2 separate regions of the Homo sapiens genome follow, and region 1 is linked to region 2. A link is a contact called in ENCODE Hi-C or POLR2A ChIA-PET data. All regions are on one chromosome and are shown on one strand. The core of a region is the stretch at or near the end of the contact, and the rest is flanking DNA. Distances in the headings are between cores, read along the strand shown. Region 1 has its middle 52 kb from the start of HHEX. Region 2 has its middle 60 kb from the start of EXOC6.

Evidence for each region. Hi-C counts contacts between places; a loop is a spot of excess contacts on that map. ChIA-PET counts read pairs that join two places held with the same protein, here RNA polymerase II (POLR2A). Pooled maps may share reads with other maps.
Region 1: a map of B cell shows a loop between it and region 2 (6-fold over the local background). The contact joins two enhancer-like sites. A Hi-C loop is called at or near these places in 4 of 168 maps with a recorded cell type or tissue (B cell, OCI-LY7, endothelial cell of hepatic sinusoid and 1 more), 2 of 37 single-sample maps with no recorded cell type and 6 of 50 pooled maps. POLR2A ChIA-PET finds 5 or more read pairs at or near these places in 4 of 52 experiments (AG04450, GM10248, activated B cell and 1 more).

What each region holds. Positions count from the first base shown.
Region 1 is chr10:92,738,829-92,745,683 of GRCh38, forward strand. No RefSeq gene overlaps it. Among named protein-coding and RNA genes, the nearest start is that of HHEX, 52 kb to the left of the region's middle. RefSeq lists an enhancer at 3,640-3,979. Within about 2 kb of position 3,568, at least 4 of the 41 ENCODE cell types and tissues checked have a DNase peak (open chromatin) inside an H3K27ac peak, as active enhancers do; they include B cell, where a contact is called at or near this core.
Region 2 is chr10:92,784,878-92,791,960 of GRCh38, forward strand. No RefSeq gene overlaps it. Among named protein-coding and RNA genes, the nearest start is that of EXOC6, 60 kb to the right of the region's middle. Within about 2 kb of position 4,919, at least 3 of the 41 ENCODE cell types and tissues checked have a DNase peak (open chromatin) inside an H3K27ac peak, as active enhancers do; they include B cell, where a contact is called at or near this core.

The sequences.
Region 1 (6,855 bases), core at 2,318-4,817, 47 kb before region 2:
TAAAAAAACAAACAAAGCAACAGCAGCAACAGCAAAACTCCATCTCCTCTGAAACGGAGGAATTGCCCTGTTGAAGAGATGGGCTGCATCCAGGTCCTCAGGGTTTTGTTTGGGTGAATATTCAAGGCCTGAAAGACCCTGGATCTTGTCATGGCTTTCTGTTGTTAATTAACTGGGGTGACTATGGGGTCATTTAATATCCTTATCTCTAAAATGAATGTTGAGTCCTCCAAAGTTCCATCTAGTGATAATATTTATTCTCCTTTCTTGCAAGGCAGAGAGAGGACAGTACCAGCCTCTGGCACACAGATGATGGCTGAGAAATGCTTGTTGGCTGGGTGTGGTGGTGCAAACCTGTAATCCCAGCACTTTGGGAGGTCAAGGTAGGCAAGTTGCTTGAGTCCAGGAGTTCGAGACCAGCCTGGGCAACATGGCAAACCCCATCTCTACAAAAATAAACAAAAAATTAGCTGGGCATGTTGGTGCACACCTGGGGTCCTAGCTGCTCAGGAGGCTCAGGTGGGAGCATCGCTTGAGCCCAGGAGGTCGAGGCTGCAGTGAGCTGTGATTGCTGCACTCCAACCTGGGAGACAGAGTGAGACTATGTCTCAAAAAACAAAAACAAAAACAAACAAACAAAAAGCTTGTTGACTTGAACTAACTAAAGGCAGTAGTACTAATTGAAAAAGAAATTCTCACCATGTGGGCATGTCCTGCTTGCTATCTTGTTGCCTGTGCTCCATAGGTCATGTGGCCTTGACCCTGAGTTATCCAGCTTGTCATCTCCTTGTTGAAGAAAACTCTCCCCGCCATTCCCCACACAAATCACTTTGCTTCCCTCATTCTAAACTCTCTCTAATATAGGCTCAATCTCTCTATGAATCCCTTGCATTCTTAATTCTTCCTTCGCCGTCTGACTTTCCTGTTCTTAGGTATGGCTGAACTGGCGGTGTGCTTATTTTTCATTTTTCATTTGATGAATGGATAGAGCATCTCACTTGCTCTCTTCCTAGAGACTGAACACATGCCTGCATGAAGGGTATGGAGGAAGCCGTGTGACTGAGGGGGCAATGTCTAGTAATGTCATGCCTTAATTGTAGGCTCAAATTTTAATGATGAATTAACTTCTTGAAAGTTGATCTTTAGGCCAGGTACAGTGGCTCATGCCCGTAATCCCAGCATTTTGGGAGGTTGAGGCAGGAGGATCTCTTGAGCCCAGGAATCTGAGACCAGCCTTGTGACATGGCACAACTCCATCTCTACTAAAAATACACACACAAAAAAAATTAGCTTGGCATAGTGGCGCACACCTGTAATCCCAGCTACTCGGGAGGCTGAGGTGGGGAGATCACGTGAACCTGGGAGGTTGAGGCTGCATTGAGCTGTGATCATGCCACTGCACTCCAGTCTGGGTGAAAAAGCAAGACTCTGTCTCAAAAAAAAAAAAAAAGTAGATCTTTAAAATGAAGTGTACAGTGAGAAGAATATTTCAAGGAGGAAGGATGCTTTCATATATTGGGTTTAAGCAGATTTATTTAGTATTATATAGATAAATCAACCATGTATTTGTTGGACTTCTTCACTTTTCACTTGCATGGCTTAGCACTATACATGCAGAGCCCAATCTTTCTTTCTTACCACAGGCATGAATACCATTTTATTATTATTATTTTTTAGATGGAGTCTCGCTCTGTTGCCCAGGCTGGAGTGCAGTGGGATGATCTTGGCTCACTGCAACCTCCGCCTCGCGGGTTCAAGCGATTCTCCTACCTCAGCCTCCCAAGTAGCTGGGATTACAGGCACCCACCACCATGTCCTGCTTTTTTTTTTTTTTTCAGTAGAAACGGGGTTTCACCATGTTGGCCAGGCTGGTCTTGAACTTCTGACCTCAAGTGATCCACCTACCTCAGCCTCCCAAAATGCTGGGATTACAGATGTGAGCCACCGTGCCCAGTCTCTCTCTCCTCTCCTCTTCTGTCTTGTCCTCTCCTCTCCTCTCTCTCTCTCTCTCTCTTTAAAGAGCTTGAGTCTCTCTGCTCAAAATTTCAAACTCAAAAAGTTTACTCATCTGGATTACTTTCATATAGGCTTCTGAGACTGAGTCAGAGCCTTGGAACCCAGCTGATCTACTTGTTTGTGGCAGTAGAGCGGCAGATACCCTGGTTGGCCTCCAGGTCTCCAATCTCTCCTTGTTCCTCACTAACAGGGCTCCAGCTGGGCTTAGGGCAGCAGGTTGCCCATGGAAGATCACATACCTCCCCAGAGCCCCTTGAAGCTGAAGTGTCTACAACCCAAGTCTGGCCAAAAAATATCCGTAGAAGCTTCCTCTGTGGGGCTTTCAGGAAAGCCCTATTGTTTTCCTGAGAAAAAGGGACAAGTCCAATCAGTACACATGTTTTGCCCTTGACCCCTCCCCTTCTTTCTGTGTAGAGTATGAACACCATGCTGGAGGGGCAGCAGCCCAGCTTTCCATTGTGAGGAAGAAAGTCAGGCATTAAGAGTAGCGGAGAAAAGTTACAAGGAGGCTGGGACCTTGTTTTCTGTAAGCAGCTGCCTCAGCCCTACCTCAAGACTTCTATAATGTGAGAAAAAGAGAAAAAACCCTATTTGGTGAAGCACTATGTTCAGTGACTTGCAGCTAAGTAAAATTTTAACTGATGCAGGCCGGGCGCAGTGGCTCACACCTGTAATCCCAGCATTTTGGGAGGCTGAGGCAGGTGGATGACTTGAGGTCAGGAGTTCAAGATCAGCCTGGCCAACATGGTGAAACCCTGTCTCTACTAAAAATACAAAAAATTAGCTGGCATTGTGGCAGGCACCTGTAATCCCAGCTACTTGGGAGGCTGAGGCAGGAGAATCGCTTGAACCCAGGAGGCAGAGGTTGCAGTGAGCCGAGATTGCACCACTGCACTCCAGCCTGGGTGACAGAGTGAAACTCCATCTCAAAAGAAAGAAAGAAAGAAAGAGAGAGAAAGAAAGAAAGAAGGAAAGAAAGAAAGAATCAATCCCTATCTCTACTAAAAATATGAAATTAGCTGGGTATGGTGGCACGTGCCTGTAATCCCAGCTACTCAGGGGGCTGAGACAGGAGAATCGCTTGAACCCGGGAGGTGAAGGCTACAGTGAGTCAACATTGCACCACTGCACTCCAGCCTGGGTGAGACAGAGTGAGACTCTGTCTCAAATTTTTTTTTTTTTTTTTTACTGATGCAACTAGAAAATAGAGGAAAATGTGAAAATTATAAGCCTCCGGAAAAACTTGACATATCTTGACAATATTGGCAGCCAAATGTAGCTGGTCATTAATATAATTTTCTATATCTATGTGCTGAAACAAAATAGCCACATCTACCTTCAAATAATTACACAAATCTATAATTATGGAACAATCTAAATACAATAAAAGAAAATACAGAGAACAATGAGGATATGTAATTGAGTGACCAGATCTGGTCAGGGAGGCTTCTCTGAGGAGCTGAGATCTGTTCTGAGACTAGAAGGATGAACAGGAGTTTATTAGGCAAAGGTGGTGGCCAGAGTGAGAAGCAGCAGCATGCATGAAGGCCCCAGGGCTGTAGAGAGCACAGTGCTTTTGAGGAACTGAAAGTAGTGCCCTGTGACTGAAATATTGAGAGTAAAAAAGAAAGTAGCACAAAATTAGGCTGGAGACATAAACAGGGGCCAGATGATGCTGGGCCCTGTGGTCAGTTTATATTAAGGATTTGGGTCTTTATCCTAGATCAATGGGAAGTCACAGAAGATTCTAAACCTGTAGCGTGACTTGGCCAGATTTGAGTTTAACAAAACAAGTGACATTCAAATCATATGAACTAGGACTGGAGATGTGAGGCTGCAGGTGACGTGGGGAGCCTATTTTGATACCAGCAGAGGATGTGGGCAAGGTGAGAGATGAGGACAGCTTGGATTAAGGGGTGTAGTGGAGGTGGAGAAAAGTTATGGGATTTGAATACCATTTAAAATGTAAAACTTACAGGGCCTGGTGATGGAGTAGACATAGATGTTGCTGGGTGGAGGAGTTCCAAGAGGACTCCTCGATTCTGGCTTGCAAAACTGGATGTCCAGTAGGGGATGGGGGTGGCATTTACCAAGAAAGGAAACCTGGAGGAGGCCTGAGTTGGGTGGGGGGCATCACGGTGAGTTCCCACTGAACACACCGAGCACGAGGAGCCTGGAGACACCCACGGGGCTATGGGAGTAGGTGGTGTGAGTAGGATCTGGTGCTTAGCCGAGAGGTCTGGGCTGGAAGCATCAGCATTTAGATGGAGTGGATGAAGTCATAAATCATGAGATCATTTAAGGAGAGAAGAGAGTGAACAGAGAAGCGGGCTTAGGACCAAGCTGATACCAAGATGAATAACCTTGTTTTCACCCTCAAGAAGCTTATGGCTGTGTAGAGGTGATGAGCTATGCACATATGTAATTACAGTATAGTCAGAAAAGGACTTACACTCTACCAATACCATAAACGATGCATTCGGAGGAGGAAAACATTATACCAGCTGAAGGGATTAGCAACAACTTCATGGAGACACATTTAAGACCATCTTTTTTTTTGGTGGGGGTGGGGCAGGGTCTCACTCTATCGCCCAGGCTGCAGTACAGTGGCATGATCATGGCTCACTGCAATCTTGAGCTCCTAGGCTCAAGAAATCTTCCTGCCTCAGCCTCCCAGGTAGCTAGGACTACAGGTGCGTGCCACCAAACCGGGAAAATTGTAGAGATAGGGTCTTGAACTCCTGACTCAGGTGATCCTCTTGCCTTGGCCTCCCAAAGTGCTGGGGTTACAGGCATGAGCAACTGCACCCAGCCTTAAGACGATCTTTGCTGTATAGCTAGAATAAAGTGAGGTGGATGAGGGTAGCGATGGGCTTCCAAGTGGAAAGAGTGACTTGATGAAGGGTATGAGGCTGAAAAACCAAGACCCATGGCAAACTTCAGGGAGTTTAGCTTATCTGGAGATAGGGTATACGTGGGGAATCATTTAAAAGGTGAGTTGGAGCCAGGTTGAGGAGGGCTGTAAATACCTGGCTGAGGTGCTTGACCTATAGGAGTGGGGACCTAACTAAGGTTTGTAGGAGAAGTAGGGGGAGGGTGCCTTGACTAAAGCAGTGATTGAAGAAGACTCCTGGATTCCCATGTGGGGTGCACTGAAGAGGACAGATACTGGAGGTGAGAGACCCATTACGAGGCTGGAGTGGAGCACCTCAGAGATTGTTCTACTGTAATGACTGAACCCAGCTGGTTAGCTCAAGTAAAAAGGGGATTGATTGAAAAAAATATATATATGTTTAGGAAACCTCATAGAATACAACCCTGGAAGTCCTGTCAGCCCACAGGAAATGGACAGTGGTTTGTCTCTGTTTCCCTGGAGACACACACATGGTCTCTTGTATTTGCCTCTCTCAGCTCTCCTGTACTCTTTGCAGACCAGCTTTCTCTGTAAGGGCCTGGGCTGCTGCTTTCCCTTCACCTGGTTTCAGGAGGTTTGGGTTGCCATGGCACCCATTCTGACCCAGATCCACTGGATCTTATATCAGACCCCACCACCATTTACTGCAGTCTCTCTGCTGATCATAGCATAAAGACAGGCTGTACCTTTTGGTGACACCAAACTGATATTCTAGTCACAATCAATGCAATAATCTAACAAATCTCCTGATCACATTTCCTGTTGGTGGGAAAGTCTAGCACTTGCACAGATTTGCTGGGCACAACTTGACTCACATTGTTTCCACATTTGTTTAATAACAGGTTATTATCTGCTGCAAGAATGAGGACAGGAACTGTGTTTGTCTTGTCTCCCGCTGTGTCTATTGCTGTATAACAAATTACCCCAAAACTTGGTGGCTTAAAACAGTAGGCATTTATGATCTCACAGTTTCTGTGAGTTAGGGATTTGGAAGTAGCTTGTCTGGATGGCTGTGGTTTGGGGTCTCTTATGAAGTTGCAATCAAGATGTTGGTTGGGCTGTAGTCATCTGAAAGCTTGAATGCAGCTGGAGGATCCACTTCCAAGATGGCACACTCACATGGCTGTTGGCAGGAGGCTTCAGTTCCTTATGACATGGACCTTTCCATAGGGCTGCTTGAGTGTCCTCACGATATGGTAGTTGGTTTCCCCCAGAACAATTGATCCAAGAGAGAGCAAGGAGGACGACACACACCGCCTTTTATAACCTAGTCTCAGAGGTCATACATCATCACTATTGCCACATTCTATTTGTTAGAAGTAAGTCATTATGTCTGTCCCATACTCAAGGGAAAGAGGAATTAGGCTCCATCGTTGAAGGGAAACTTGTAAAATAATTTGTAGATGTATTTTTTATTTTTTTGAGACAAGGCTTCACTGTTTTGCCCAGGCTGGAGTGCAGTGGGGCAAACACAGCTCAGTGAGCCTCAACCTCCTAGGCTCAAGGATTCCTCCCACCTCAGCTTCCCAAGTAGCTGGAACTACAGGTGTGTGCCACCATGCCTAGCTACTTTTTTATTTTTTGTAGAGACAGGGTCTTACTGTGTTGCCCAGGCTGGTCTAGAATTCCTGGGCTCAAGTGATCCTCCTGCCTCTGCCTCCCAAAGTGTTGGGATTACAGATGTGAGCCACCGTGCCTGGCTGCAGATGTATTTTAAAACCACCACAGCCACCGTAACTTTAGCACCTATTATGGTGCCTGACATATAGCAGGGGCTTAATAATGGTTTGCAAAAGGAACAGTTGTTCTCTCTCCTAAACTTGATTCACTGGCACTGAAACATGGCAGTCACTATAAGGCAGGCAGTCACACCAAGGAATGGCCATTTCAGGCTTCATTCAGCTTGAGTGTCTTCCCATGTGTTG
Region 2 (7,083 bases), core at 3,669-6,168:
CCTGACTTCAGGTGATCCATTCACCTTGGCTTCCCAAAATGCTGGGATTACAGGTGTGAGTCACCATGCCTGGCCTCTACTTATAATTTTATTGTCCGCCTCTCCCTCCATTGAAAGCAAGGATTTGGTTTTATTTCCTGCCTAGCACAGAGCCTCGCACTTAGGAGATGCTCTGCAAACGTGTGGATGAAGGAAAGAGTGAACGAGGAAGCGAGGGAAGAAGTACAAATCTGGTCTTTGTTTCTGCCTCCTGTGGCTCTTGCTTTAACAAGCTTGGAAATTCCACACCAATATTTCCCCAGCTGGCGGGAAGCTCCGAGGGAGGTGGGATGGCACCTGCTAAGGTGGGGTGCCTGTCAGTGCAACCCCTGCCCGCCGACCTCTCCACAGCCGTGGCAGTGCCCTTCTTTCCTCCTGAATCCTCCCTAATGGACCCTTTAAATAGCACTGGACCCAGGACTGACCTCTCAAAACTCTCCTCGGTTCCTTGATTTAATGAGAATCTTTGCCTTTCCAGCCAAGAACAATGTCACTGGACTTCTGTTTCCTGACCTTTTAGAAAACCCAAGGATGTGGGACAAAAGTCTCACTACAGTTAGCCAGGTCGGTTCTGCTCTGCTGCTGCTCTGCTCTGGATAATCCGTCTTCTTAGCCTGACCAGAGTTTTTCTTAATAAAATTAGTATTGTGCACTCTGATCTCTCGAGGTGTTTGAAAATTGGTTGTATTAATTTTTTCCCTTGTATTTTCGTGGGCACCAAAATTAAGCTTACTGGTCTTCTTCATTTCTCCTTTATAACATAGTCAACATGTAGCTCTTTTTCAACCTTTTGTATGAATTTGAAAGCATTTTGGAAGGGTAGCTGTTATATAATAATCATGACATTTACTTATGTCGGAGGCAGGACGATTACTTGAGCCCAGGAGTTTGAGACCTGCCTGGGCAACACAGGAAGACACTGTCTCTACAAAAAAAATTTAAAAATTAGCTGGGTATGGTGGCATGCACCTGTGGTCCCAGCTGCTCAAGAGCCTAAGGTGGGAGGATCACCTGAGCCTGGGAGATAGTGGTTGCAGGGAGCTGTGACTGCACCATGGCTGCATTTGATTGCAAGTTGTTTTAGCAACATGATTGCATTTAAAGTTATTTAAAAGTTTATAGGCTGACCATGGTGGCTCACACCTGTAATCCCAGCAATTTGGGAGGCCGAAGCGGGTGGGTCACCTGAGGCCAGGAGTTCAAGACTAGCCTGGGCGATGAAGCAAGACTGTCTGAAAAATAAATAAATAAATAAATGAATAAAAGTTTATAACAGTGTTTATAGTTACAATTTATTAAGCACCTACTATGTGCAGCTGTTGTACCAAGAGTATCACATTGATTATCTCACTTAGTCCAATTAACAATCCTATGACATGGGCTATAATAACTAGCACTTATTGTGTGCCAGTTAACCTATTACATATATCACATTATTACACATATTATTTCACTTAATTCTCTCAGTAACTCGATGGCAAAGGTAATGTGATTATCCCCATTTTGCAGATGAAGGATCTGAGGCTCAGAGAGGTGTATTTTTCTGCTAGGGCTGCCGTAAGAAATGATACAAACTGGGTGCCTTTAACAACAGGAATTTATTTTTCTCACAGTTCTGGAGGCTGGAGGTCCAAGATTAAGGCGCCTCCAGGGTTGGCTTCTGATGAGGCCTCTTTTCCTGGCTTGCGGACAGCTGCCTTCTGGCTGTGTCCTCAAATGGCTTTTCATCTGTGCCAGGATGGAGAGAGACAGTTCTCTGATGTTTCTTCTTCTTTTTATAAGGACTTCAATCCTATTGGATTAGGGCCCCACCCCTTCAGCCTCATGTACCTTAATCACCTCCTTAAAGGCCCAATCTCCAAATACAGTCACATTGGGAGTTAAGGCTTCAATCTATGAATTTCAGGGAACACAATTCAGTCTATAACAAGAGGACTTTCTATCTATTGGGAGACTGAAAAACAACAACAACAACAACGACAACAGTAAGAGGGCATATAAAGTATCAGTGCAGTCCTGTCTTCCTGTTAATTCTCCAAAATAATTCCTAATGTCCCCAGTCAGCCTTTGAAAAATGCCTTCTTTCAGTGGCTAAGGCTGAGCCTTGCCATAGCCTACCCATCTCAGCAAACACAGATTATTCTTTCCTAGTGTGTGAAGGCTTCCACTGCTGCTATTAAAACAACTTAAAGCCAGGTACAGAGGCTCAAGCCTGTAATCCCAGCACTTTGGGAGGCTGAGTTGGGAGGATAGCTTGAGCCCAGGAGTTTGAGACCAGCTTGGGGAACACAGGAAGCCTTGTCTCTACAAAAAAATTTAAAATTAGCCAGGCCTGGTGGCGTGCACCTATGGTCCTAGCTACTAGGGAGGCTGAGGTGGGAGGATCGCTTAAGCCCAGGAGTTTGAGACCAGCCTGGGCAACATAGGGAGACCCTGTCTCTGCAAGTAATTTAAAAATTAGCCAGGCGTGGTGGCATGCACTTGTGGTCCTAGCTACTCGGGAGGCTGAGGTGGGAGGATTGCTTGAGTCTGGGAGATAGAGGCTGCAGTGAGCCATGACTGCACCACTGCACTCCAACCTGGGCGACAGAGTGAGGCTGTCTCAAAAACAAACAAACAAACAAAAACTTAAAAAAATGTTTTGTGTGCCTGCGTGTGCAGCAGTTAGAATGACAGCTGAGGTAAAACACGTATTACAAGCTTCTTCCTTGCTGTTGTTCTCTCATCTGCTTCCCCTTCCCGTTGCAGCAAGGAACCTGTCACCTGCACTGCCTGGTTTTGGTAGACAATGCCCAGGTGGCGGCGTCTTCCCTCTGACCTCACCACACCTGTGCCTCCGTGCTGCTGAAGCCCTCTCTGGGATAGGTTGGGACATTTGCTCCTGTCGCTTTCACACGTCTTTTAGTAACTCTTTTCTCTTTTCTTGTTTCAGCACATGAGAAACTTTCTCCTGCTCATCTGCTTTTGTTAACTAAATGCAGGAGCAGGCAGAGCTGTCTTTACTGCAGGAAGCCACACACACCTGCAGACCCGCCTCTGCCATCTGGTCCTTGCTTCTCCAGGTGTGGTCGGCATCCCTGGGAAGCTTGTTTACACAAGCTTCTGGGGTCTCACTTTCGGGGATTTTGATTCATAGGAATAAGGTGGACTTAGAAATCTGTGTTTTAATAAGCACCCCCAACCCTTCCTCAGAGATCTTACTATAAAGCTCAAGAACCATTCATTGGTCCAGGTTCATCTGGTCTAGGAGAGTATGAAAGGGAAGCGTAATGAAAGCACATGTTCACTCATGGCTGCCCTTGACTTCCTTTGGAATTCTCACTCCTTTTGGCCCCAGTTCCATGGGTCTTTGTACAACTGGCTGCTACCACCATGCCTGGCTCTGGGGCTCTTCCATTCCCTTGGCTTGGCTGTGGACAAATACATACTCTCTTTGGCCTGGTGCAGCTGTGGATGCCTGCCAATTGTTTTCTAGTCGTTGCTCTGCTGCTAAGAATTAGTTCACACCAAGTTTTGATCCCACTGATTGAGAAGAAGCCCAATCAGGGCTCCTGATTATGGTGGCTAAGAGCATGGTAGTTACGGTCTTGGCCATGGAAGTTGGAGGGACCTGAGTTTAAATCTCAGCCCCACTCAGTAACATGGCTGTGTGGTTTAAGTCAGACACAGGATCTTTTTGGGCCTCTACTTTCAGATCTGCAAAATAGGATGAAGATATTTTCTGTACCTATGTCAAAGAGTTGATGAGTGGGAAGAATGAAAACATATTCTAAAGGTAAGATTGTGACATGACTGTTGTGCTATAGAGAAAAATATTCAAATTGGTTGCCATGATCCCTTAGAAATTAAAAGACTCCAACATTCTTTTATGTTGAGAGAAATCCCCCAGTATTCTGGAAGTAGTGGGGAGGATGGAGAAATTTTCCTTTATGGGAAACTTAGAAAAAAAAAAGTTGAAATCAATGAAAGCTGACCACCTACCATGAAACTAAGATCAAAGCTGTTCTCTTTCAAATGCAAGAGGAGAAGTTAGCTGGTTGTGTTTGTCTTTCTTCATGTGGGGTGTCTTCTCAGGGCTTGCCACTTGCGGAGTGTGAGCCTAGACAGTGGTCAAGGCAAACCCATATCCTCCCTTGTAAAATGGGAAGGACAATTGCAGGGTCCATCTCAAATTTTATTTGTTAGTTGATAGACACCCATTGTCAGGAAGAAAACTGCTCTCGAAGAGCTGGAGGCCTTCACACCTGCCAGCTGAAGCGTTTGAGGCTGTACCGGCTGCTTCTGAGAAGGCCCTAGTTGTCACACTTGAGCAACTGAGCATCTGGGTGGCTGGAAACCCAAGAACGGTGCCTAGCTCGGCTCTGTCCGGCCTCGAGTCCCCTCATCCCAGACTGAACTGCTGGGGGTGCCCTCTGGAGGTTTATTCGTTTTGGTCTCCTGGTGTTGAAGAATCTGGCTCCTTTTCTTCTTCTTCTGTTTTTTTAAAATTATTTTTATTTCTTATTGATTAAGGCCTCCAGCTTTGCAAAAGAATCTGCCCCCTGCTTTAAAAAACAAAAAAATATTTTTTCTTTTTCTTTTTTTTTGAGGCAGGGTCTCACTCTGGTTACCCAGGCCGGAGTGCAGTGGCCCGATCTTGGCTTACTGCAGCCTTGACTTCCTGGGCTCAAGTGATCCTCCCACCTCAGCCTCTTGAGTAGCTGAGACTACAGTTGTGTGCCACCATGCCCGGCTAATTTTTGCATTTTTGTAGAGACAGGGTTTCACCGTGTTGGCCAGGCTGGTCTTGAACTCCTAACCTCAAGCCATCTGCCCACCCCGGCCTCCCAAAGTGCTGGGATTACAGGCATGAACCACCATGCCCAGCCTGGCCCCTGCTTTTAACAGGATCACTAGCTATGCTCAGCTGGAGTCTACCGCATGCAGTAGGTGCAAACCTGAGCCTATAATTCTGTGCTTTAATTGTGCAACAGGACTTTGAAGCAGGCCTTTCCCAAACTGGTGGTGTGCAGGGGAAATGCCTTGTAGATATTGCTCACAATAGGGAAATCCTCTCCAGTATACTCTGACTGGGGCAGAAATCCTCAGTAAAGGGTTGGGCTTTGAGAGGTATTTCAAAAGAGAGATTAACACTTGTTGTAGAAGTGCTAATCACTGATTGAATTAATCAAGGGCCAAACTACAAGGTGTTCACAAGAAAGATTAGTGACTTCGGGTGTGAATATTCGAAACCAGTATTGGGAAGCCCGGGCCCTGAGGTTTTCCTGAGCACACAACAAAAAAAGGACAAATAGAAGACAGGGTAACGAACGCACCTAGCAATTTCTCCCTAGGCAGTGTTTAGGAATCATTGTTGGAAATATTAACTATCAAGTACATATACAATGTTTAATTTATAATAAGCACTCACACATGTCAGGTTTTGTTATCCCTTTTGTCTACTAAGACCCCTTATTAGAAATTTCAACTGAGAACTAGAGCAAAACATTTTTTTTCTTTAGAGAGAGAGAAAAAGACTGGCTCAATTACTTTTTTAAACATTGAAGAATAGTTTGCCTGCAGGAAAGTTAATAGATCTTAAACAGTGTAAGTTCAACTTCTTTTATAATAAAAGATTGGGAAACAGATTTCAGTGCTACAACATACGGTAAAATGATTTTGTACTTCCTTTCTAGAAAAGGGGATCTGTAATTAGAGAACCAAATAACCAAGGACGTATAACCTGAAAGTGAAATTAGAGCATGTAAGGAAATGGTTGCTTCAAACAAACAGCTATGTCCAAATCACTGAGGCTGTAGGAAATGGTTTTCTAGGAAGTCTGTATTTGCAGGGGACACAGTGGGAGGGAGTGGGGAGGAGGTGGGTACCTGGTGGTGGTTTCTTAGAGAACAAGGAGCTTTGAGAATGAAGTGTTAATTTTATAAGAATATGATGAACAAATCCAAAAGAAGGAAACAAAAAAAAGAACAGAAGGAGATAATATATTAAGTGGAGTTAACTTGGAAAAAGTCATTTAAAAAAATCCAGGTGGGGCCGGGCACAGTGGCTCACGCCTGTAATCCCAGCACCTTGGGAGGCCAAGGCGGGTGGATCACCTGAGGTCGGGAGTTCCAGACCAGCCTGGCCAACATGGTGAAACCCCCTGTCTACTAAAAATACAAAACAAACAAACAAACAAGCAAAAAACCGGTCATGGTGCTATGCGCCTTTAATCCCAGCTACTTGGGAGGCTGAGGCACGAGAGTCGCTTGAACCCAGGAGGTGGAGGTTGCAGTGAGCCAAAGTGGTGCTACTGTACTCCAGCCTGGGCGACAGAGTGAGACTCTGTCTCAAAAAAAAAAAAAAAAAAAATCCACGTGAAACAATTGATAGGTGAATGAGTGCTTTCTTACAACTGAATAGAGGAAGGAGGAGGACACTTACATTTATTAGGCTTTTGTAGGGCCATTGAAGGACAAGGAGGGGTAAAACCATAATATACTTTAGGCTTCCAGCCCAAAGAGGACTTCACATTTAGACAATTGTAGACTAAAGAACTTGAGTAGATGATCCCTTGTAAACATCACTGTAACATACTACAAGGTGGGTAATATTACAGATGGGAAAACAGAAGCTCAGTTTAAAGTCCTGGAAATATCAGTGTACGTTTTGAATGTAAACCAGCCAAAACGGATCCAAAGTTGTGGAAACATGCATCTAACTTTTCTTAGATGGAAAAATTTGTTTACGATACAAATACAGTAATTTATACAATTATTCAGGTAATTAGCAGGTTTAAAATTTTTATCACCTAGACCAGCACTGTCCAATAAATATGTAATGTGTGCCACCTATACATATGTAATTTAAACTCTTCCAGCAGCCACATTTTAAAAAGTAAAATAAACAAGTAAAATTAATTTTAATAGTATATTCTATTTAATATGCCATTTCAACAAATAATAATATCATGTAATAACATGTGATACAAAATTATTAATGAGATAGTTTACTTTTTTCCATGTTAAATCTTTGATTTATGGCATGTATTTTTAGACCTACAGT